2 separate regions of the Homo sapiens genome follow, and region 2 is linked to region 1. A link is a loop called in an ENCODE intact Hi-C map of the cell type or tissue named here. Cell type or tissue: heart left ventricle. All regions are shown on one strand. Each heading gives the region's core, and the rest is flanking DNA. Links, peaks and the distances in the headings are about the cores only.

The links. A loop is a pair of places that touch in the nucleus more often than their neighbours do. Peaks named below come from ENCODE experiments on the same cell type or tissue, not always from the same donor. Only the 100,000 strongest peaks of a DNase experiment are listed, where the experiment ranks them.
Region 2: a loop joins it to region 1, with 2.4 times the contacts of the local background. A loop is called at or near these places in 2 of 110 quality-filtered maps.

The regions. Positions count from the first base shown.
Region 1 is chr1:89,192,671-89,204,156 of GRCh38, reverse strand. GBP4 (guanylate binding protein 4) reads left to right here and starts at 5,215. Exons shown (of 11, transcript NM_052941.5): 1 at 5,215-5,362; 2 at 6,853-7,047; 3 at 8,733-8,860; 4 at 10,745-10,854; 5 at 11,057-11,253. The coding sequence starts at 5,323. LOC107985076 (a long non-coding RNA gene) reads right to left here and starts at 5,810. Exons shown (of 3, transcript XR_002958332.2): 1 at 5,749-5,810; 2 at 5,099-5,654. RefSeq lists a silencer at 5,117-5,411. In heart left ventricle, for the core only: no CTCF peak of the experiment used is centred there; a DNase peak (open chromatin) is centred at 5,526; H3K4me3 peaks cover 4,325 bases; H3K27ac peaks cover 2,981 bases.
Region 2 is chr1:89,080,028-89,091,513 of GRCh38, reverse strand. The region is part of intron 4 of LOC105378841 (a long non-coding RNA gene); the gene reads right to left. Among named protein-coding and RNA genes, the nearest start is that of GBP1, 21 kb to the right of the region's middle. In heart left ventricle, for the core only: a CTCF peak has its summit at 5,534 (motif pointing left); no DNase peak of the experiment used is centred there.

The DNA of each region.
Region 1 (11,486 bases), core at 2,970-7,969:
AGAGAGAGAGAGGAAAGGGGGAATTGCCACACACTTTTAAGCCATCAGATCTCATGATAACTCAATCACTATCATGAGAATAGCAAGGAGGATATCTGCCCCCATGATCCAATCACCTCCCACCAGGCCCCTCCTCCAATTCGACATTAGATTTGGACAGGGACACAAATCCAAACCATATCACTTATTATATATGTAAAAGAGTTTATTTTAGGAAGTTGATTCTGACGGGTTAGTTTTTTGCAAGTAATACAGTGAGAAAAATAGATCACCGTTCAATTCTTGCTTCAACCACTGACTATGAAATATGTAACCAATCATTTTGCCTATATCTTTACTGCCTTTATTTCATCTAGTAGAAGAGATCAAATACTTTAATTTATGGTTCTTTTAAGGATCAATGCATAATGTACATAAAGCATCTGCACCAGGCATTAATATAGAGAGGAATTCACTAGCTAGAATATTATTTTTAGAAGAATGAGACTTTAGACACCAATTATATCCTATTATCATCAATTTTACCAACAGTAATGGGCATACTGGAGAAAGAGCTCTATGATCTGTCAGTGCAATTCTACATACTTTTCCCTTGGAAGTTGATACAAAGGCTCCACAAGCAGGAAGCTGATATGCTCATGCCTTGACAACCATTAGAAATGACTTTGGAATCTTATCCACTGAGAGACTCTTCTGATTGCAGCTTACCATGGCCCCTGTTTGTCTAGTGGAAAACCAGAGAGAGCAGCTGATGGTTAATCTGACACAGTAAAGATTATTTACAAGATATTTCAGCCTGTGGTGATGGTGACTATTGTAAGGCTACAGTGTGTAGGGAAATCCTACCTGATGAATCATCTTGCAGCATAGAACCATAGTGAGTCTGGTCTTGAGACAGAGACCATTAGTTCGGAATCATAATAATGCACCTGATCACACCAACTCTAAGGTTATTATAAGAAAGAGACCAACTCTTCTCTATAAAATAATTTCCAATTCCTACAACCAAATTTATACCTGGGACTGCCTGTCCTATCTGCTGTCACTGTACTGTTGCTTTGTCTTCTTCCTTAGCAGGCTTCTGTGTGGGTTCTGCTATGAGGTCTGGAACCCAGGGTTCTGGATGTAGGACTCTCTCCAAGCAGAACCACACTGAGGGTCTGGGTTATGCAGGAAGGTTAAGGCAGAGTCATGAAGAAATCTTCTTTACTCTTGATTCTCAACATTTAATTGGCTACCTTGATTCAGCTTATCTGTAATATTTCTGCAAAATGTGAATATGAATCATGAAGAATGAGATTAAGTTCTGTTTCCCTGAACTTTTCTCCTTGGTAAGCTCAAATACTTTGGAATATTAAGATAAGATCTTATTTTAACACTGGGGTGAACAATAGAATTAATAAATATTTATTGAGCAGCTGAATTCCAGGGCTCTGTGCTAAATACTATAAAAGGGCAGTAAACAAGATAAAAGCCTAAAGCCTCATTAGGGAGACCACACATACAGTGTGATCAGAACAGGGTGCCATAGATGCAGAGAAGTAGGGATCTAGTTCAGTTGTATAAACCAAATAAAGTCTCTTGGAGGAAATAACATCTGGACCGTAACTAGTGGAATCACCGGGAGCTATCAGTTAAAGCACACGAGAGTGATCGATTTGGAAACATAAGCCTCGGAAAACAGGGTTTCAGTGAAGTTATGTATTTAAATAATCTCCATAAAAGCTTCAGCTACATCAGGATCATCATAAAGGTTTTGTTCCAACTCCAAGGGCTTTGGAGATTAACTCTTCACTGACTTCTCTGAAAGCATGAACTTAACCTATGTAAAATAGTGTAAATAAGATAATTTTAGGTATTCGATCTTCACAGTATTAAGGGCAATGTGTGATTTCTCCTAATTTTACATTACTCTGAGTCTAAATCAAAACTAACAACAGATCTTTGGCATTATTGCAAATGAAAGAAGGAAAAAGAGGAAAAGAGAAAAGGAAAGAGGGAAAAGAGAGAAAAGAGTGTTTTTCAGAAAAAAAAATCTTATGTATAGCTCTGTCTTCATGGATAAGCAAATTATGCAGTCATGTAGTACCATAGCCTCAGAAAAGTCAATGCTTGATTTGAAATTATTATATTGAATTTCTTGATGATTTTTTTAACGACGAGCCCCACATTTTCATTTGAATGCTTTAGTTCATCTTTCTAATATACTCTCTTTTGTTTAATTTCAAAGAAAATGTGTTGTTCCTGGGTACTACTGAGTAGATTGGCTTTGATCAGTAATTAAATAGTAATGTGAAGCGTTATAGAATCATTTTTAAAAGTGTGAAATGCCCCTTGTGGTTAGAACTCAGAGAAGTCATAAATCCCCATCCCCCAATACTTGATACCATTTTTGTTTCAGTTACATGACACTAAAAAAATCCTGGATTAAATTGTGTCAAAAATTCAATAGCAAGTAGCTGCAAATAGTCATGTAATGTGTTCTTAGCCTATGGACGCTGCTCCTTTGAAGCCAGAGTTCATTCCAAGTTGAATATGGTGAGGCTCTGTGACTGGCCTTGAAGTTAGACCAAGTGGCAAAATCCTCTATGGAGTGTGAAAAGCAGGGCTCTTCAACTGGAACACTGCACAGATGGCATAGGCCTGGAGGCTTGTCTGATTTTATTCATTCTTACTGTGGTCTGAATGTTTGCACCTCCCCATCACCCCAAAGTATATTGACACCTAATCACCAATGTTGACACCTAATCACCAGTGTGATAGTATTAGACAGTGGGTCATTTAGGAAGTGAGAATGAACTTAGGTCATGAGAATGAAACTGGTGAGACTAGTGCCCTTATAAATGAGACTCCAGAGACCTGCCTTGCCCTTCACCATGTGAGTACACATCAAGGGGCCACCAACCATGAACCAGGAAGCATACCCTTATCAGACCCCCAATCTACCCATGCCTCGATCGTGTGTTTCTCAGCCTTCAAGAATGTGAGAAGTAAATTTCTGTTGTGTATAACTTACCCAATTTACTTATTTTTTATAGACGCCCAAACAGACAAAGACACTTCTTCATGCTTATTTTTTGAGCCAATCACCTCTGTTAAACAACAATGGTGTTATTATTACTTCTACATCCTTTATGCCAGTTGATAAGAATTTGGTGTTGACACAGAACAGGGTACCTCTTCTTCAGGAGATCATTCCAGATTGGGCCATTCATATGCTTATCACTACCTCCAGAATGTCAATTTGTAAAAACACAGACACACACACGACAGTGACTATTCTGAACTATATTAAAGTAAGTACACACAGATAACATTATCACTTGCCCTGTATGATCTACTAACGTCATAACTTTCTGTCTCCTTGCCTTGCTCAGTGAGATTAAAAACATCTGCAACTCATTTCCTCCAGTTTCCTTCCAAAATCAGTGAGCCAGTAAAACACCCTCATTTCAAAAAACTGTTTTATTTGATACATCTTGTAAATGAATTACAAGTTAACCACAAAATACAAAAACATATAGACATTGCACTTTAAATATTCAAAAAATGTATAAATAAGAAGCTCAAAATCTGATATGGAAAAATATTCAAAAAATGTTCAGAGTCTTTTTATCAAAATAAAAGTTATTTCCTTTTTATGAGTATGTGTGTGCATATCTGTGATTATAAAAAAAGTCTTTAAAAATTCATATAATTCAGAAAGACATTTTAAAAAAATCACCTGAGCTAGAAGTACTAATTTTAAGGAGGTAGTGGTTGGGGGAACACTTATAGACTTTTATCTGTGTAACACAGACATATTGCTATGTATATTTTCTATGTGCATAGACATATTGCTATGTGCAATCATTATACATACAACTGTGAATTAACAATTTTTTTTGAGACAGTATCTCACTCTGTTGCCCAGGTTGGAGTGCAGTGGGACCACCATGGCTCATTGCAGCCTTGACCTCCTGGGCTCAGGTCATCCTCCCACCTCAGACTCCCAGGTAACTAGGACTATTATAACAGGCACATGCCATTATGCCCAGCTAATTTATTATTATTATTATTTGTAGAGATGGGGTTTCCCCATATTGCCCAGGCTGGTTTCCAATTCCTGGACTCAAGTGATCTGCCCACCTTGGCCTCCCAAAATGGTTGGATTGCAGGAGTGAGCCACCACACCCAGCCTAAATTTCTTCTTGATTAACATTTCCATGATTATCTGAAGTCAGTAACATTGGATTATCTGGAAAGGGGTGCCACTGGTGAAATTCAGGTGTTTCAAACACATTTACCTGGATTCAGTCATCCCTGTACTTTTTCTTCTTCTTCTTTTTTTTTTTTTTTAAGAGAGAGGGACTTCCTGACATTAAAAAATGGTAAGAGAAAAAAGCACCTGATTTCTTATTACTGGTCCTATTTAAAACTTGACTTAGCTTTATTTTCACTTTCAATATTGCTTATAGGAAATAAATGTTAAGTTTTGAATCAAAATCGGCACCAGTAATTTTACCTGATTAAGTGCCTAAAATTTTGTACTTATTAATTTGCAAATGTTTAATCAGACATTACTAAACAAATAGGAAGATCTAAGGGATAGGCACAAATGGGGAATCATTACCCATTTATTTCAGATAGATTTCCCAAACTCTGTTAACAAACTGGCTAGTCATTTTAGGAACTGAGTCCATTTTTCTGGTAGCCTGGGTAAGACTCCTAATTATAAATTATGCTTTTTATGGTCCAATCATCCTCCTGTCCTCCAAAAGATCCAGTTTCAATGAGATGTTTGTGTTTTGAAAGAGAAGTATTTACTTGCCACCACCGCACCTCTGGGCAACAACGTTAGAGGATACATAGATATCCATAGACACACACACAAACACACACATATTTTATGGTTAATGAAAAAATAAAGAAAAGAGATGAGAAACAGAAACATATAAGCATGTAAAAAAAAATAAAAGCAAACAAAAACTCAAATTTCTTCCCTGACAAAATTACCCCTGAGAGACAGGTAGATGAAACAACATTCATGTCTGCTGCTCTATATTCATTTTGGAGGCGAAAGATACCTAAGCTAAGGGTGGAAGAGGGACAAACAAACCTGAGTTTCAGGAGTCTGGTGTGGAGGAACCAGCACTTTCAAGCTCCTTTAGTTTCCTGTCTTGATAAACAGGAAAATCCCCAACAGTCAACTCCCCACAAAGTGCATGTCCTTTCAATTTCGGTTCTCACAGACTCTTACTTGGATGTCTGTAAATCCGGCTGGACTTTCAGCTTCTAAGAACAGTCCGTTTCTCGAGGATCCAGGCGCAGGAGGACAGAGCAATGGGTGAGAGAACTCTTCACGCTGCAGTGCCCACACCAGGTAAGTTTGCTCTTAAGCTTTACCTTTCAAGTATATTTGGGTTATAACAAACAACAACAAATTCCCAAGCGCAGACTGCACACGGGGAGGGTTGGAGACTTCACACTGGCGGGTGACAAAGGCAGTGGAGGAACCTCGCGGGGAAGTCTGATGCTGCTTGAACCCCTGAGTGCTTTGCTCCGTGTGGCCCAGCGTCTCTAGACGGTCCACAGGCGGCGACCAGAGGCGCACCGGTGTCTCCAGGATGCGCTGCTCCTCCTCGGGCTTCCTCCCAGAGCTGTGGCATTTTCTCCTGCGAAATACCATCATCTAGTATACATATACACATTTTTTGCTTGTTTGTTTTATTAATTTTCTGTCCCCCACTAGAATATGTGATACCCTACCTTGTTTTAACCTGAGTTGACTCTCCCTTAGCTGAAAGAGCCAGACAGTCTGCATCTCGGCTCCTTCACTTGCAGCCCCTTACCCACCCGCTTCCTCAGGGACTTAACTTGTGCAAGCTGACTCCCAGCACATCCAAGAATGCAATTAACTGATAAGGTACTGTGGCAAGCCATACCCGCAGTTCCCAGGAATTCGCCCGGTTAACAGCACCCAGAGCCCCCCGCGTTTGTGTCTGGTTGATAAAGCCCAAAGCCCCGCTTCTATCACCTTGTGATAGAATTAAAGCCCCTGCACCTAGTACTGTTTACTTTCCTGTAACCATTTATCCTTTTAACTTTTTGCCTACTTTACTTCTGTAGGATTGTTTTAACTAGACCCCTCCCCCCAACCTCTCCTTTCTAAACCAAAGTATAGAAGAAAATCTAGCCCCTTCTTCGGGCCGAGAGAATTTTGAGCACTAGCCGTCTCTCGGTCGCCGGCTAATAAAGGACTCCTGAATTCGTCTCAGAGTGTGGCGTTTCTCTGTAACTCGCTGGGTTACAACAAATAGAGCTCCAAGAGGCAGAAGTTTGTATCAATTATGTTCCTTGCTTGTTGCTGAGAATCTAGAACGGTGTTAATTAGCACATGGTAGGTACGCAATACTCTTTATTAAATTAATGAGAGAGCAAATTCTTCTGGAATGCCTGGAGCCTTTTCTAACCACTCCTCATCTCCTTTTTGTAACATCCTGCCCCTATTTATTCCAGGAGTGGAATTATTCTGCCATCAGTGCCTTGATTTTCTAATTCTGTTTATTTTATGCATCACCTTGACAAGGCATTTTTAGCGTTCTTGTAAGAATCATAAATAATGTACATAACAGATCTGTACTAGTCTTTGACATGCTAAACTAAATATTTTTCCATTTGAAATGTACAAATTTTATATACATAGAAATTTTATATACCATTAAACGTAGAAATATATTTATATACCATTAAAATGTAGAAATTTTATATACCATTCCACAAGCAAAAAGCTAATATGTATGTGCCTTAGGTAGCCCTTAGGGATGACTTCAAGATCTTGTATTCTACTGAGTATTTTTTTCTGGGTTACAGGTTATCCAGAATCTGAATCCATCATGATGGCCCCCATTTGTCTAGTGGAAAACCAGGAAGAGCAGCTGACAGTGAATTCAAAGGCATTAGAGATTCTTGACAAGATTTCTCAGCCCGTGGTGGTGGTGGCCATTGTAGGGCTATACCGCACAGGAAAATCCTATCTCATGAATCGTCTTGCAGGAAAGCGCAATGGTGAGTGTGGTCCTAGGACAGGAGCCATTTACTTGGAACCAGTGATAACACAGCTGATCACACCCCCTCTAGGGTCATCCTAAAGAAGGGCATGACTTCTCCCAATGAAGAAAACTTCTAATTCTCACCACTAAATTTACAATCTCAAATATATATCACTCTTTAGTCCAATAGTAAAGAATCATCTCAACCCTATCGAAAGATCCGTTCCATGGGTCTTCTTCATCCCATCTATGCTCACCTCTTCAGGGGCTCAGCCCCAGCAATTATTCCCTTTCTTTCTCATTCATCACTTTTGTGTAGGATACCTGGTCACTTCAAATAGCACACAAATATAGTTTAATAGATCCTGTTTTAAAAAATAAATATGAAGAAGGACAGGCATTATAATTCTTGTGTATCCTCTATTTAAATTGGGCTACCATTTCTAATTTTTTGCTTCATTTCATGGCAAAACTCTGATAAATTATATTCCCTTCTAGTTAGTCTTTCTAATATGTGAACTATGACACATAAAGAAGAGTATGTACAACATACCTTTACAGTGAAGTTAATAAAGTGAATACATGAGAAATCACTATCCAGATCAAGAAATAAAACATTACCAAACCTAAACATCCAAAAATCATACCCTGTCATACCTTCACTAGAACTCACCAGTGTTTTTGTTTTCAGGGCACACTTCTTTGACTCTTGGTTTTTAAAAATGGTTCTACATAATATATATGCATTCTAAAACATAGTTTAGGTTGGTCTGCTTTTAAACTTTACATAAAGGAAATTATATTGTGTGTATTTTTGGATGTCTTGCTTCTTTTGCTCAATAAGAAGTTTATAAGTTTTCTCTAGTTACTATGTGTACCCATTATTTATACCCTCAGACAGTATGCCACTACCTAAGGACAGTACATTTATTTATTGTTGAAAATTGGTATTTTTCCAGTTTTTATCTTTAATGAATAAGGCTGTCATTAATACTCTTATTATTTATATCCTGGTGCACATGTACAAAATCTTCCTTTGTGTAATATTCTCAGAAGTGGGATTTCTGAATCAGAGAGTACATAAAATTTCTAGATAAAGTCCAATAGCTTTTCAAAATTCAAATGCAATTTACATGCTTATTAGCAGTGACTGAGAATTTTACATCCTGCGAAAAATTCAGTAACATAAAGCCTTTTAACTTGTGCTGCCCTGTAGAATGTATTGTTGCATGCCATTTATTTCACTATGAGTAAGTTTAAGTACCTTTTCACATATCAATTGCCATTTTCATTTCTTATTTTGTGAAAGCTTTTTTTTTAAATTATTTTTTCCTACCAGGTTTCTCTTTTGGTTCTTACTGACTTTTAAGACAATCTACCTATGGCTCTGTTAGGTGCTTCTGTTTTTAAAGAAAGACCATGCAGCCATTTCTTCCCCCTAATGTCCTACTTCCTCTCTGGCTCAGCAGCTCGGCACCATTAGGGACTGAACCGCTGTCTACTAAACAAGTTTAAGAAAGAAAACAAGTTTGAGAAAATTCTTAATACATATAAAGGTCAGATTAGTTGTCCTGCCTGAGATGGAAACAACCCTTTTCCCCTGTCAGCCACTTAAACATTCCTACAAGTTTAACCGGTGTAATCCTGGGACATCCTGGTCTATCCACTGTTACTGTTTGTTATTTTTCCTCTTCCCTGCAGGCTTCCCTCTGGGCTCCACGGTGCAGTCTGAAACTAAGGGCATCTGGATGTGGTGTGTGCCCCACCTCTCTAAGCCAAACCACACCCTGGTCCTTCTGGACACCGAGGGCCTGGGCGATGTAGAAAAGGTAAGGCAGAGAAACTTCACCGCTCATGGTTGACCTCTCATCTTTTAATTTTTTCAGCTCCCTTCAACTTCTGTACATATCTCTGTAAACTCAAATCTAATTATGAATAATGAGGCTAAATTCTGTTTCCTCAGACTTCCTTATTAATTTCAAGTATTGAGGCATATTTAAGAGTAGATCTTCTTATTTTTAACACTGGAGTGAATGATATAATTTAATAAATATGTATTGAAGAGATGAATTCCAGGGCTCTGTACTGAGTACTACAGATAAAACAGTAAACAAGGTAAAGGCCAAGAGCCTAGTTGTGAAGACAAGAAATATGGGGTATGATAAGTACAGGGTTTCACAGATGCAAAAAGTGAGAAGCTAGTTCAGTCATTCGACTTAGAGAAGGCTTGTTGGAGAAAGTTGTAACCCATGGGAACAATGGGATCTACTATTTAAGGCGTGTGGGGTTGGAGGAGGGGACCATGAAAAAATAGGGTTTTAGTGAAGGAATCTATTTCAGTAGTTTTCAGAAAAGCATTAATTTTATCACTAACATTTTGGTTCAACTCTCTGAGCTTTGGAGATTAATTCTCCACTGACTTCTTTAATAGCATGAATTAGACCCACAAAGAATATTGTAAGTGAGATAACTTTAGGTATTTTGTCTTAAAGTGTTAGGTGCGATCAGTCCATTCTTCTTATTTGCATTAGTCTTATGTCTGAATTGAAAGTAGCAGCAGTAGATCCTTGGCTTCCATTATTGAAAAAAGGGAGTTGAGGGAAGGAAGCACCAACTTAGCAATTCTGAACTTTAAATTTCAGTATTAAAGGTCTGAATTATTCTCTTAGTGTAATATCAAAGTGAAACATTTATTCTTAATATGTTGTAGTTTTCATAAACTTCTTTGTGTCTAATTACGTTTGTCAAGCGATCAAAACATATCAAAACATAAACTGATGGCAGCAGCAGAACTACTAGCTGACCTTAGAACTTGTAATGTGATTTGGGGACCATCTAAATTTTTTTAAAAACCCTTTCATGTCTTGCCATGAATCTTGTTTCCAGCCTCCTCTTCCACTTCACCAACATGCATACTCACTGCTTCAGGCAAATGAAATAACTGTGTAATGCCCTTTTATGACCATGCTGTGACAATTCTGACTTGGCTTCTATTGATCTTTCCACCTGCTTTATCCGTCCTTCTTCACAAGTCCACACTCTATCAACTTTTTGAAGTGCAACTATTTTCAAACTGCTGCCTTCATATGCCTGTCAAACATAATCACTTCTTGCTCCTGAATTCACAGAGTAACTATTCACATTTATGTGCCTCCCCCTCCCTTCTTTTTATTTGTTTTATACTTTATAACTTTGGGTTTTCCTCCCCCAGCAGTGATTATTATTCTGATTGAATTTGTATATTGACATGTTTATCTGCTGCACCAGAAAGCCATCTTCTTGAAGGCAGGGACTGTCGTGAGGAACTTTATATCCACAAAACCAAATGCAGGGTCTGCATTTTGTCAGATACACAATGTAAAGTTTTTGAACTTAACTGAATAGCATTTGTGGCCTTAATATGCCATGAGTGAGAACAAAATTGCAATGGAATAATTGCACGCTGATTACTTGGCACCTATTATGTTCTAGGCACTTTATTGAATGTTACTCACATTGACAATGTCATTCATTTCTGCTAAATGAACCGATAGCCTGAAAAGGATTAATGTAAAAATCTAAATATGAAGTTTGAATTCAGCATTGGCTTCAAAATTTGTTATTTACCCTATTATTCAACTATCATACAGCTGAAATAGCTAATGAACAACCAAATGAATGAATGAATGAATGAAGAGAATACTCCTAAGTCTTTTGCTTTATATGCTTTCTAGAGTAACCCTAAGAATGACTCGTGGATCTTTGCCCTGGCTGTGCTTCTAAGCAGCAGCTTTGTCTATAACAGCGTGAGCACCATCAACCACCAGGCCCTGGAGCAGCTGCAGTATCCTTCTGGGAAGTGAAGAGCAGGTTTTATGGGGTTTAGGGGAATGGGAATTGATACTGTGTCTTCTTTGCTGTGACTCAGTTGTCCTGGTTGAGTAAGAAAAGACAGAGTGCAAAAGGGAACGTGTATAAAACTTGTTTCTAAGTGAGATATGGAAATGATGGTGTAGGGTGCTATCCTTCCTTAGCTGAGATCCCAGCTATGTGACTGAGCTAGCAGAGCTAATCAGGGCAAAATCCTGCCCCAGACCTGATGAAGCTGAGGACTCCAGCGAGTTTGCGAGTTTCTTTCCAGACTTTATTTGGACTGTTCGGGATTTTACCCTGGAGCTAAAGTTAGATGGAAACCCCATCACAGAAGATGAGTACCTGGAGAATGCCTTGAAGCTGATTCCAGGTATCAGAGCATGGCCTGGATGTGGGAAGGTTCAGTGGGGGGTAGGATCAACTAAGACCTGCTATTCAGCACCTGACACAAATGTTTACATTAGACTGGATTGATTTGAGGCCCATGCTCATGGTGGTTGGTGATTGACAAGTGATTATGATTTTTGTGGTTATTTTTACTTGAAATTTCCCAGAGGCTGAGGTTCAAATTCATTGAGGAAATTTAAAACTCGAAGTTCTATC
Region 2 (11,486 bases), core at 3,584-8,583, 110 kb after region 1:
TCTCATTTCTCAAAATAAGTCCTTGATGAATAAAAGTTTCTGTGATTACTGGGTATATACCCAAAGGATTATAAATCAATCTACTATAAAGACACATGCACACATACGTTTATTGCAGCACTATTTACAATAGCAAGGACTTGGAACCAACCCAAATGCCCATCAATGATAGACTGGATAAAGAAAATGTGGCACGTATACACCATGGAATACTTGATAGGTGCAGCAAACCGCCATGGCACATGTATACCTATGTAACAAACCTGCAGGTTCTGCACATGTATTCCAGAACTTAAAGTAAAAAGAAAGAAAACACCAAAAAATAGCTTTCTTTAGTTCAAGGGGATTAAATAGAAATCTGTCTTCACTGTTTCATTAGCTCTAGTGGTAGACATTAAATCTCCTTCTTGGAATTAAATGTCTTATGAATGTGTAAACACAGAAAAAAATATTTTTGGTGAACATTTTCTTGAATAACTTTGTGTTTCTAATGTGATAATCTGTATGTTATCTTTAAACCACTTAAAAGTATCTTTGGGCTGAAAAAAGAAGACAGACAAAGATCTGTTTCAGTTCTGAAATGCTATGATATCACACTTCAAGCTTTTTTCTTAAATAGCCTTAAGAGCCCTTAACACACTTTTTTTTCCCTAAAGTCAACGGAGATGTCTCATATCTTTTATCCATTAAGAATCTTTTTAAATTATCCACTACCAAACTTTATGATAATTGTCAGTAACCAATTCACCATCAATTTTAGACATATACAATGTGACAAGATATGAAGTAAAACTCTTCTCCCAGGACTCATAACCTGCCTTTGAAGGTAAACGCTGAAGGGTGCCCTAAATTTCTTTTATAAAAAATAATATTATTGGAATATTCACACAAAGTTACTACTTTAAAGACAAAAAAATTAGCGTGGTCTATAAATTATGTAGGTTTGTTAAAATAAATATTGCTGCTGTAGAAAGAAGATAGGATCACTAGTGCAAACAAGGGTGAGAAAGAACAGTGGAGAAAGAAGGAGAGAAATCTGCATTCAAAAACCAATTCTACAACCTACTAGTTGCCTCACCTCAGAAAGTTACATACCTTTTAAGCGTCATTCTTCTCATATATTTGTTGTGAGAATGATGAAGAAAGATATGAAAAACACTTATTATAACTAGGTTCTTTTACCTTAATACTGAAATAAACAGACTCTTAATACAGAAAAAAAAAAGTGTCCGTTGTATAGAAATGGCCTTAGGATTGAACAGAAAGACAAGAAACATCTGTCCTAAAGCAAGATGCTATCAGCTTGAATTCCTTTGAACTCTCCATTCCAGTCACAGCTGGGATGAGAGGAGACATTGAGAGGATGAGTCAGTGTATCAGATGCATCTGACACAGTTCACCCCTTCAGCACTCTGATCACTGTGCCTGCCCTACATTAAATTCAGTCTGTTACCAAGTCCTCAAGTTCATAACCAGCTACAGTTCTACAAAAAACTTAATACACAGGAGTTGGTGGCACATACCACAGTTTGCTCCTGCAACTTCAATCAAAGGCAGAATTGACGTTCATCCTATCCCTCCCCTACCACTTATTTTATATTTCCTTCCCTTTGTCATCACAAGTAGACATTTCATTTAAACTATTTTTAACAACATTAATCTTATTTCTTCTAACTATATTTTTGTACCCATATTTCAAAAAACTAAAAGAGTGGAATTGGAATATTCCGAACACAAAGAAATGATAAATGCTTGAGGTGAAGGATATCCCAATTATCCTGATTTGATCATTGCATATTTTATTTTTGTATCAAAATATCACATGTAACCCATAAATGCATACAACTATTATGTATCCATAAAGAATAAAAATTAAGAAAATGCACATTGATCTGTGTGCATAATACACTCTTCTTCATGATGAATCCAAAAAGAAAATATAACTTGAAAATACCTTAGTATTTAACATTTTCAGTACTATGAGGTCAGCTTATTCCCTTATAAAAGAGAATAAGATCCATATAGCACATTCTGTTTATTTAGTGATGTTTTTAAAGAGTGCACACATCTTTAATCCTTACTTTTCATAATAGCTATATTATCATAGCACAGAGTCAGACTAATCCCACAAATCCTGTTCAATGGCATGTTACAATCAACTAGAATTTGTTTCATTTGTTGAATATAGTCAGATAAATAATTTGAGTTAGAAAAAATATTTCAAGATTTTTTGTAATAGTGTTAGCTTGTAAGAATCAAGGATCAGTATTTATCCAATCTGGTATAAAATCTAATAAGGAAGTAGTTTTTAGAACCTGCTTTATTTATTTAACATTTCACTTTCTATGTGCCTATTTCTATTTCAATTAAGTCTTCATAATTTATTTTGGATACAATTGTCATATTTATTTTCACACACTGCCATTTTTCCAAGTACTCATGAGAGAATGGATCAAATTCAGCAAACGGTTTGATGATTCTCATAAGATTTTTATTATTTAAAGAGTGCCAGTTGAGGGGAGGGACCAAGATGGCCGAATAGGAACAGCACCGGTCTGCAGCACCGTGAAACCCACGCAGAAGGCAAGTGATTTCTGCATTTCCAACTGAGGTACCCAGTTCATCTCATTGGGACGGTTAAGCAGTGGGTTCAACCAACTGAGGGCGAACAGAAGCAGGGTGGGGCGTTGCTTCACCCAGGAAGTGCAAGAAGCCGGGGACCTCCCACCCGCAGCCAAGGGAACTATGCAAACAGGAGGGAACTGATAACCCATGGACACATTTATTAACATTCCTTCCTCCTCTGGGTGAGAGGCCCACAAGTATCTGTAGGCTCAGGCATCCAAACACTATTATTAACATAAACCTCAACCGGAGGTTCCAACCATGTGACAGCCCTACTCAAATATAGTATGGATTATCAGTTAAACGAGCTGTTTAATTTGTTACAACAAACTGTAAGAAAAAGAAATTTCCCATTTTGTATTACTCATATTCGAGCACACCCTAATTTACCATGGCCTTTGGCTAAAGCAAATGAACAAGCTGACTTGCTAGTATCATCTGCATTCATGGAAGCACAAGAACTTCATGCCTTGACTCATGTAAATGCAGCAGGATTAAAAATAAATTTGATATCACATGGAAACAGCCAAAAAATATTGTACAAGATTGCACCCGGTGTCAGATTCTACACCTGCCCACTCAGGAGGCAGGAGTTAATCCCAGAGGTCTAAGTCCTAATGTGTTATGGCAAATGGATGTCACGCATGTACCTTCATTTGGAAAATTGTCATTTGTCCATGTGACAGTTGATACTTATTCACATTTCATATGGGCAACCTGCCAGAGAGGAGAAAGTACTTCCCATGTTAAAAGACATTTATTATCTTGTTTTGCTGTCATGAGAGTTAAAAAAAAAAATTAAAATGGACAATGGGCCAGGATACTGTAGTAAAGCTTTTCAAAAATTCTTAAATCAGTGAAAAATTACACATAAAACAGGAATTCCCTATAATTCCCAAAGACAGGCCATAATTTAAAGAACTAATAGAACACTGAAAGCTCAATTGGTTAAACAAAAAAAAAAAAGGAAGAAACAGTAAGGAGTATTAACACTCCCCAGATGCAACTTAATCTAATACTCTATACTTTAAATTTTTTGAACATTTATAGAAATCAGACCATTACCCCTGCAGAACATCTAACTGGTAAAAGGAACAGCCCACATGAAGGAAAACTGATTTGGTAGAAAGATAATAAAAATAAAACATGGGAAACACGGAAAGTGATGACATGTGGGAGAGGTTTTGCTTGTATTTCCCCAGGAAAAAAACACCTTCCAGTTTAGGTACCTACAACTTACAGATAAAGTTGTCATCCACCAAGAAAGCGGAGCCGCCGACTTGGGCACAATTAAAGAAGCTGACACAGTTAGCTGAAAAAAGCCTAAAGAACACAAGGGTAATCCAAACTCCAGAGAATATGCAGCTTGCAGCCTTGATGATTGTGTCAACGGTGGTAAGTCTCCCCAGGCCTGCAGGAGCAACTGCAGCTAATTATGCCTATTGGGCATATGTCCCATTCCTGCCTTTAATTAGGCCTGTCACATGGTTGGAAACCCCGGTTGAGGTTTACGTTCATAGTAGTGTTTGGATGCCTGAGCCTACAGATTCTCGTGGGCCCTCTCACCCAGAGGAGGAAGGAATGTTAATAAATGTGTCCGTGGGTTATCAATTCCCCCCTGTTTGCATAGGGCTGGCTATCTGTTGCCTAAAAGGCTACCGACAACATTGGCTAGTTAAGATTCCAGGTCATAATCAAAGACCAGTATCCTGTCATTTATTTTACAAAGTTTGGTTCAATTGGAACAGTTTAAGCCCAGAAAAGAGAGGTGTCAACAACCTCAATAATGGTCAAAGGATTTAGAAACATTGATTTGGAAGGATTGCATCACTGATCACACTGTGGTACTGCAAAATAATCCCTATGGAATCATCATTGATTGGGCCCCTAAGGGGACCTTTGCAGTTAATTGTACCAATCAGAATGATAGATGCAAGATAGGACTAAACCAAGAACTATATTATCAAAGAGATGACACCATTTACACTGAAAAACGTGCTCATTTTCCCATAATTTGGACCAATTTTGGTATGGCCGACCCACATCCAAAAATGAGTAATCCAATCATAGACCCTAAACATCCTGAATTATGAAAGTTAATGATGGCCCAATCTCATATTCGGGTTTGGAAAAAAAAATTATATTAATGGAGAAGGTGGGAGACATCAATTTACGTATCAGTTTTGTTCCAGCCAAACAATACCCATTCAGAGTTGTGTCAAGCCTCCTTTAATGTTAATTGTCAGAAATATTAATATTCGACCAAATTCTCAAACCATTACTTGTCAAAACTGTTGCCTTTTCATCTGTATTGATTGCACATTTGGTGTAAAAACATCTGTGTTGCTGGTGAGGGCTAGAGAAGGAGTTTGGATACCGGTTTCCCTCAATAGACCTTGGGGAGCCTCTCCTTCCATTCATATTGTCACAGAAATGTTAAGGGGACTGTTTACCAAAACAAAAAGATTTATTTTTACCCTTATAACGGTCATTATGGGCCTTATTACAGTCACAGGTACTGCTGCGGCTGCTGGAATTGCTTTACACTCCTCTGTTCAAACTGCGGAATATGTAAATGATTGGCAAAAAAATTCCTTAATAAAAGATCACACATTTACACATTATAACAAATTTTATGCTCTGAAAACATTTTTAGAAAGAGCATATATTTACATATGTTTGGGAAAGGTATCTTGATATTAAATAATTAATTGACAGTGTTACATTTTCAATGTTCAAAATGAGCTAAGACTTTTATGTACATTATCTTATATCAGCCTCACTAAACTATACAAACTGGATATTGATGTGCTCAATGAGAAGACAATGGAATAAGGCATGGAGAGCTCACAAAGCTGAGGAGTGGCAAAGTTGCTTTCCATATGTGATATGACAGCACCTCCCTCTAGTGGTGACACCATGCTTTTCCTCCATATTCCTGATGTGACAAAGCTCAGAGTCACAGATTTGATGCCCTTTATTCTTATTTTTTGCTTCCAAATCATTTATCCTCTTTATTTAGCTTTTTCTTACAGTATGAACACTAGACAAAAACAGTTAAGTCATTTGCTTAGTATATGGTGTCAATAAAGCATGGTCTGACAACATTTATTTTTATTTATTTTCCAACTTTTAAGTTCAGGGGTACATGTGCAAGCATTATATAGGTAGATTGCATGTCACAGGGATTTGGTATATAAATGATTTCATCACCCAGGTAATCAGCATAGTACTTGATAGGTAGTTTTCAACCCTCACTCTCATCCCTCAACCCTCAAGAAGGCCCTGGTGTCTGCTGTTCCTTTCTTTGTGTCCCTATGTAATAAATGTTTGGCTCCAACTTATAAGCGAGAACTTGTGGTATTTGGATTTATGTTCCTGTGTTAGTTTGCTTAGGATAATGAACTCCATCTCCATCCATGTTGCTGCAAAGGACACAATCTCAATCTTTTTTATGGCTGCATAGTATTCTGACAATACTTATTTAGACCATATTTATTTTATACAGATACAAAATGCTATGTAATTTATTTTATGTCCTCTCATCCTGAATAGACATTTTATAGACATATGTGAAATATCAAAAGAGACATTAGGCAAAGTACTAATGATACCAACATAAAAGATAACATTATTACATATTTTGTGCTCTGAAAACATTTTTAGAAGGAGCATACATTCAAATACTAAGTTTGGGAAATGTGTTTTAATACTTAATTGAAAGTGTTACTAAGTTTTCAAAGTTCAAAATGAGCCTCTAATAATGTGTTAAGACTTTTATGTACATTATCCCAATTCAGCCTCACAAAATAATATGAATTAGGTATTGATGTGCTTATTGAGAAGATGATGAAAGGAGGCATAGAGAACTCACAAAGCTGATGACTGGCAGAGTTGCTTTCCATATGCAATATGCCAGCACCTTTCTCAAGTGTTGACACCATGCTTTTCCTCCATATTCCTAATTTGACAGAGCTTGAAGTGACAGATTAAATGCCCTTCTTCCTCTTCATTGTTGCTTCCGGATAACTTACCCTCTTTCTTTAGCTCCTCAACCCACCAGAAAACCACAAAACAACAACAAAACAAACACATAAAGTGAAGCACATGTCATCAGGCTGTACTACTCAAAACTCCTTTGTGCTAGGCATCCTGGATCTCCCAGGATGCCTTTATTCACTGAATATTTTAACAACTGACCCTTTCTCTCCTTACCATTACTCTTGTTGATCTTTGGGCCCTTTCAGATATGGTAGACAAGCATCTCCCCAGCCTCTCAGTTCCTTGACCTCCTAATAGCTGAAAGTCTTTTCTATCATCTCACCTCAGCCTGAAACTTTTCCTTACCAGTAACTAAACCTCCTCCATAATCTCAATATCAAGAGTCCCACACAATCAGTCCCTCTCATGACCTGCCTGCTCCATGCTGATAGGTCGAATGGTCAATTCTCCATCCTCATTTTATTTTATGTCTCAGCAATATGACAAAGATAATTATCCCCCTTCTTCCTAGATTCTTGTGAACTTTAGAAACTATGAGACAATAAACGTTTCAGTTCACTACATTTAGAGGGTATTTCTTATGCAATATCAGATAATTAATACAGAAACTTTTACCTGACTTGGAAGAGCATAGATTGTTACTGTCTGTTTTGTTGTTATTGTTGTTGTTGTTGTTGTTTTCAGACAGAATCTCTCCCCGTCACCCAGGCTGGAATGCAATGGTACAATCGCAGCTCACTGCAACCTTCGCCTCCCAGATTCAAGCGATTCTCCTGCCTCAGCCTCCCGAGTAGCTGGAATTACAGTCACATGCCACCACGCCCGGCTAATTTTTTGTATCTTTAGTAGAGACGGGGTTTCACCACGTTGGCCAGGCTGGTCTCAAACTCATGACCTCGTGATCTGCCCACCTCGGCCTCCCAAAGTGCTGAAACTACAGGCGTGAGCCACCGCATCCAGCTATTGTCTCCTTTTTATTCTTTATATAAACTGAAACATACACAATGTTTTGCTGTATGACTGACTTCCTTAACTCAATATTATGTATTAAAATATATGTGAAAGCTTTTGGGTTCTGTAATAATATTTCACTACAGATACTTAGGAGTAGAAGTATTCAATATATAGTATGCATTTTTTCACCTCATAGTACATAATATCAAATAGATTTTTAATATGATTGTCACAATTTATACTCTCATCAGCAATATTAAGGCTCCCCAGTGCTCTACATTCTTGCCATCATTTGGATATGTCAGCCTTTTGGATTATAGTCATTCTAGTGGGTACATGTAGATTTCATTCACAGTTTAATTTGGTTTTCCTTGAGAATAAAAGACAATTACGGAAGTTGAACATGTGTTCATGTTTGCTGTTCATTAGGAGATCCTCTTTTGGATGAGCTTATTTAAGACTTTTACTTCTATTTTTTTGTAGATTTGAAGACTGCATTACATATTCTAATTATATATATAATATGTTTTTAATCTTTGATTTGCCTTTTCAGTCTCTTAATTATATCTTTGTCAGTTCTCAATTTTAATGTAGTTAAATGTATTGACTTTTTTTTTTTACACTTAATATTATAGTTTTGTATCAGTTTCCCAATCTGGAGAATGTGAAAATAATGTCATTGACTTTTTTTTTCTATAAGTTTGATTGTTTTATCTTCCACATTTAGATCTATAATCCATTTGGAATTGCCTTATTTTTAATGTCAGGAGGGTAAGAACCAGGTTTTATTTCTTTCTAACGTGTATAGAAGGCCTGACACCATTTATTGAGAAGATTATCCTTTCACTATCGTTACCATAAATCAACTCACTATATGTATAAGTCTGGCAATTACATTGAATATATAGATATATTTGTGGAAAAATTAGACTCACAAAATAGTCAGTCTTCCAGTCCATAACCATGATATGTTCCACCATTTATTAGCCCTTGGCATATTGCATAGTTTTCAGTGTATAGTCCTTGGCATATTTTGTTATATTTATTTCCATATTTTGTTAGATAAGTAAATTACTTTGAAGCATAAATACACATATAGAAAAGTGGACACATCATAAATATACAGCTCTGTGGATTTGAGCAAACTAAATATATTCAGAATGCCAGCACCCAAAGAAAATTCAGAATACAACAGTTTCCATGAAGCCCTCTTCATGCTCTACCACCTCCTCCTACACCCATCAAGACTACTATCCTGCTTTGGTACTTTAGGCAAATGGAATCTTAGAGTACATATTTCTTAGTATCCAGTGTCTTTTACTCAATAATAAACATGTAAGATTGGTAGATATTTTGGGGTTTAGCTGTAGGTCAATTGTTCTCATTGCTCTATAGTGTTTATTATATGAATATATCATGAATTATTTAACGCTCAACTCTTGATGAACATTTGAGTGCTTTCACTTTTATGTCTAACTCTGGTGTCTGTGGTTATGCAGAGTTTTCCGTTATATTCCTATGCCATTTGGTGGTTTTCCAGAGCCAGCTGAGATGATGCTGTGTCACTGACAGATCCTTTCCAATAGGACTTTCCCAACCATAATGAAGAAGACCTCTCAGTTTTGGGTTGGCAGTTTAACATGAGATAGAATTGGACATAGTGCCTCATCTACCCTCACTCCCAAATGTAAGACAATTGAGAAAGCACATTTGAGTGTAGTAGAATTAGTTAAAGATGTAAGTGTTGGAAGTTTTCTTCCTAGGATTTCTCTGACCATCATAACTTTGAGGGTAACCACAGCCCTTCACTCCACAAGAGCCCAGCCTACTTCTACCTTGCTAGTTTCAGTCTGTCCTCTCCTATATTCTATCCTCTTCCCTCTACTCACTACCTTGTTTTTCAAAACAAACAAAATTTTTTAACAAAGCAATTTAATAGTCATTTTTTCTTGCTTAGGTATCTGCTGATACTTAAATTGTTGGAGCTATGCCTCTTCTCCAATATGCATTTCAAGTTTGTTTCCAAGAACATACATTTCCCTCTCTATCAGGAATTTTGGAGTCTGACATTAATATTAAACAATGAACCTTATTTTTTACATTTTTGTAATACATTATCCAAATAGCCATTCCACTACAAGTGAAAAGGAAATTCTACAGAAAACCTATGGGAGTTCCACATAGTGCACAGACACCATTGCTTTGGAAACTTTGTGGCAAAATATGTCACAACAGAGACATGAGCTTAAATCAAATTAGGCATTTTGAGGACCCTGAGGTTTAGGTGAATTTTTACCAGAGCATCAGCTGCACATGCCATGAAATGTCCTGGCAGTTGAAACAGCCCCAGTGGAAGAATATTGGGTCTGAAGGCAACTTCAGGTACAGTGGTTTATTTAATCATTAGCAGATGGCTCTCATGAAGAATTCTATAGATTTATATTTTTAAAAATCAACTTATTGTTCTACAAGAACAGTAAAGGAGTGGATCTTAGAAATAAGCCTATTATGTAAGTAGCTATTCATTGATTTCAGTTTTAATCTCAATCACAATCACAGGAAACAACATCTCCAGCTGCCTTGGATTGACCAAAGAGCTTTTCTTTATGCAAGACCTTATACAAAACCGTTTTAAACACAATGACTGGAAGTGTGTGCAACTTGCTGGGGACAGAGGAGAAACACCTTCCTTTTGCTGTTGTTTTCAACAGCAAGTGTTTAAGGCAGTCACTTCTTGAAATCTTTTTACAAAGAGGCTGGTCATTTTAGGAAGCTGGGGATTTTTTGGGCCTGCAGTTTCAGTTCCACAAGACGGAAAAGCCCTAGGCTGTTGTACAGCAATGTGAATACACTTAACACTACTGAACTGTACACTTAAAACTTGTTATGATGGTAAATTGTATGTAATATGTAAAGCTCGTTAGAGAAAAATTTAAAAGGAAAAAAGTTAATACATCAACAAATTGATTATGAAATTTACATTTGAATTGAAATGTAGAAAACTACCAAATAATAATGAGACTAAAAAAGAGCTTTGAATACATACAGCAAGAAGCCATGATTGAAAACAAAGGCAGTTAACTAAAAATAGTGTCTATAAATCAGTGTATATTTGGCACACATCCAGTACAAATCCAGTGCTGGTGCAATTCACAAAGTGATCCTGATTTTCACTCAGAAAAATTGGTTAATTATTGGGGAAAATTCACCCCCGATATTTCACATAGGTTCTTTTCTATTTTCCCTAAGTGTCAGCTGGTCTGAGAAATAAAGGGAAAGGGTACAAAAGAGAGAAATTTTAAAGCTGGGTGTCCAGGGGGACATCACATGTTGGCAGGTTCTGTGATGCCCCCTGAGCCATAAAACCAGCAAGTTTTTATTAGCAATTTTCAAAGGGGAGGGAGTGCATGAATAGGTTGTGGGTCACAGAGATCACATGCTTCAAGGGCAACAAAAGATCACAAGGCAGTTGGAGGCAGGGTGAGATCACAGGACAGGGTGAAATTAAAATTGCTAATGAAGTTTCGGGCACACATTGTCATTGATAACATCTTATCAGGAGACAGGCTTTGAGAGCAGACAACTGGTCTGACCAAAATTTATTAGGCAGGAATTTCCTTGTCCTAATAAGCTGGGGAGCGCTACGGGAGACCGGGGCTTATTTCATCCCTTATCTACAACTGTAAAAGACAGACGTTCCCAAAGCGGCCATTTCAGAGGCCTCCCCTTAGGAACACATTCTCTTTCTCAGGGATGTTCCTTGCTGAGAAAAAGAATTCAGCGACATTTCTCCTATTTGCTTTTGAAAGAAGAGAAATATGGCTCTGTTCCACCCAGCCCACAGGCAGCCAGACTTTAAGGTTATCTCCCTTGTTCCCTGAACATCGCTGTTATCCTGTTCTTTT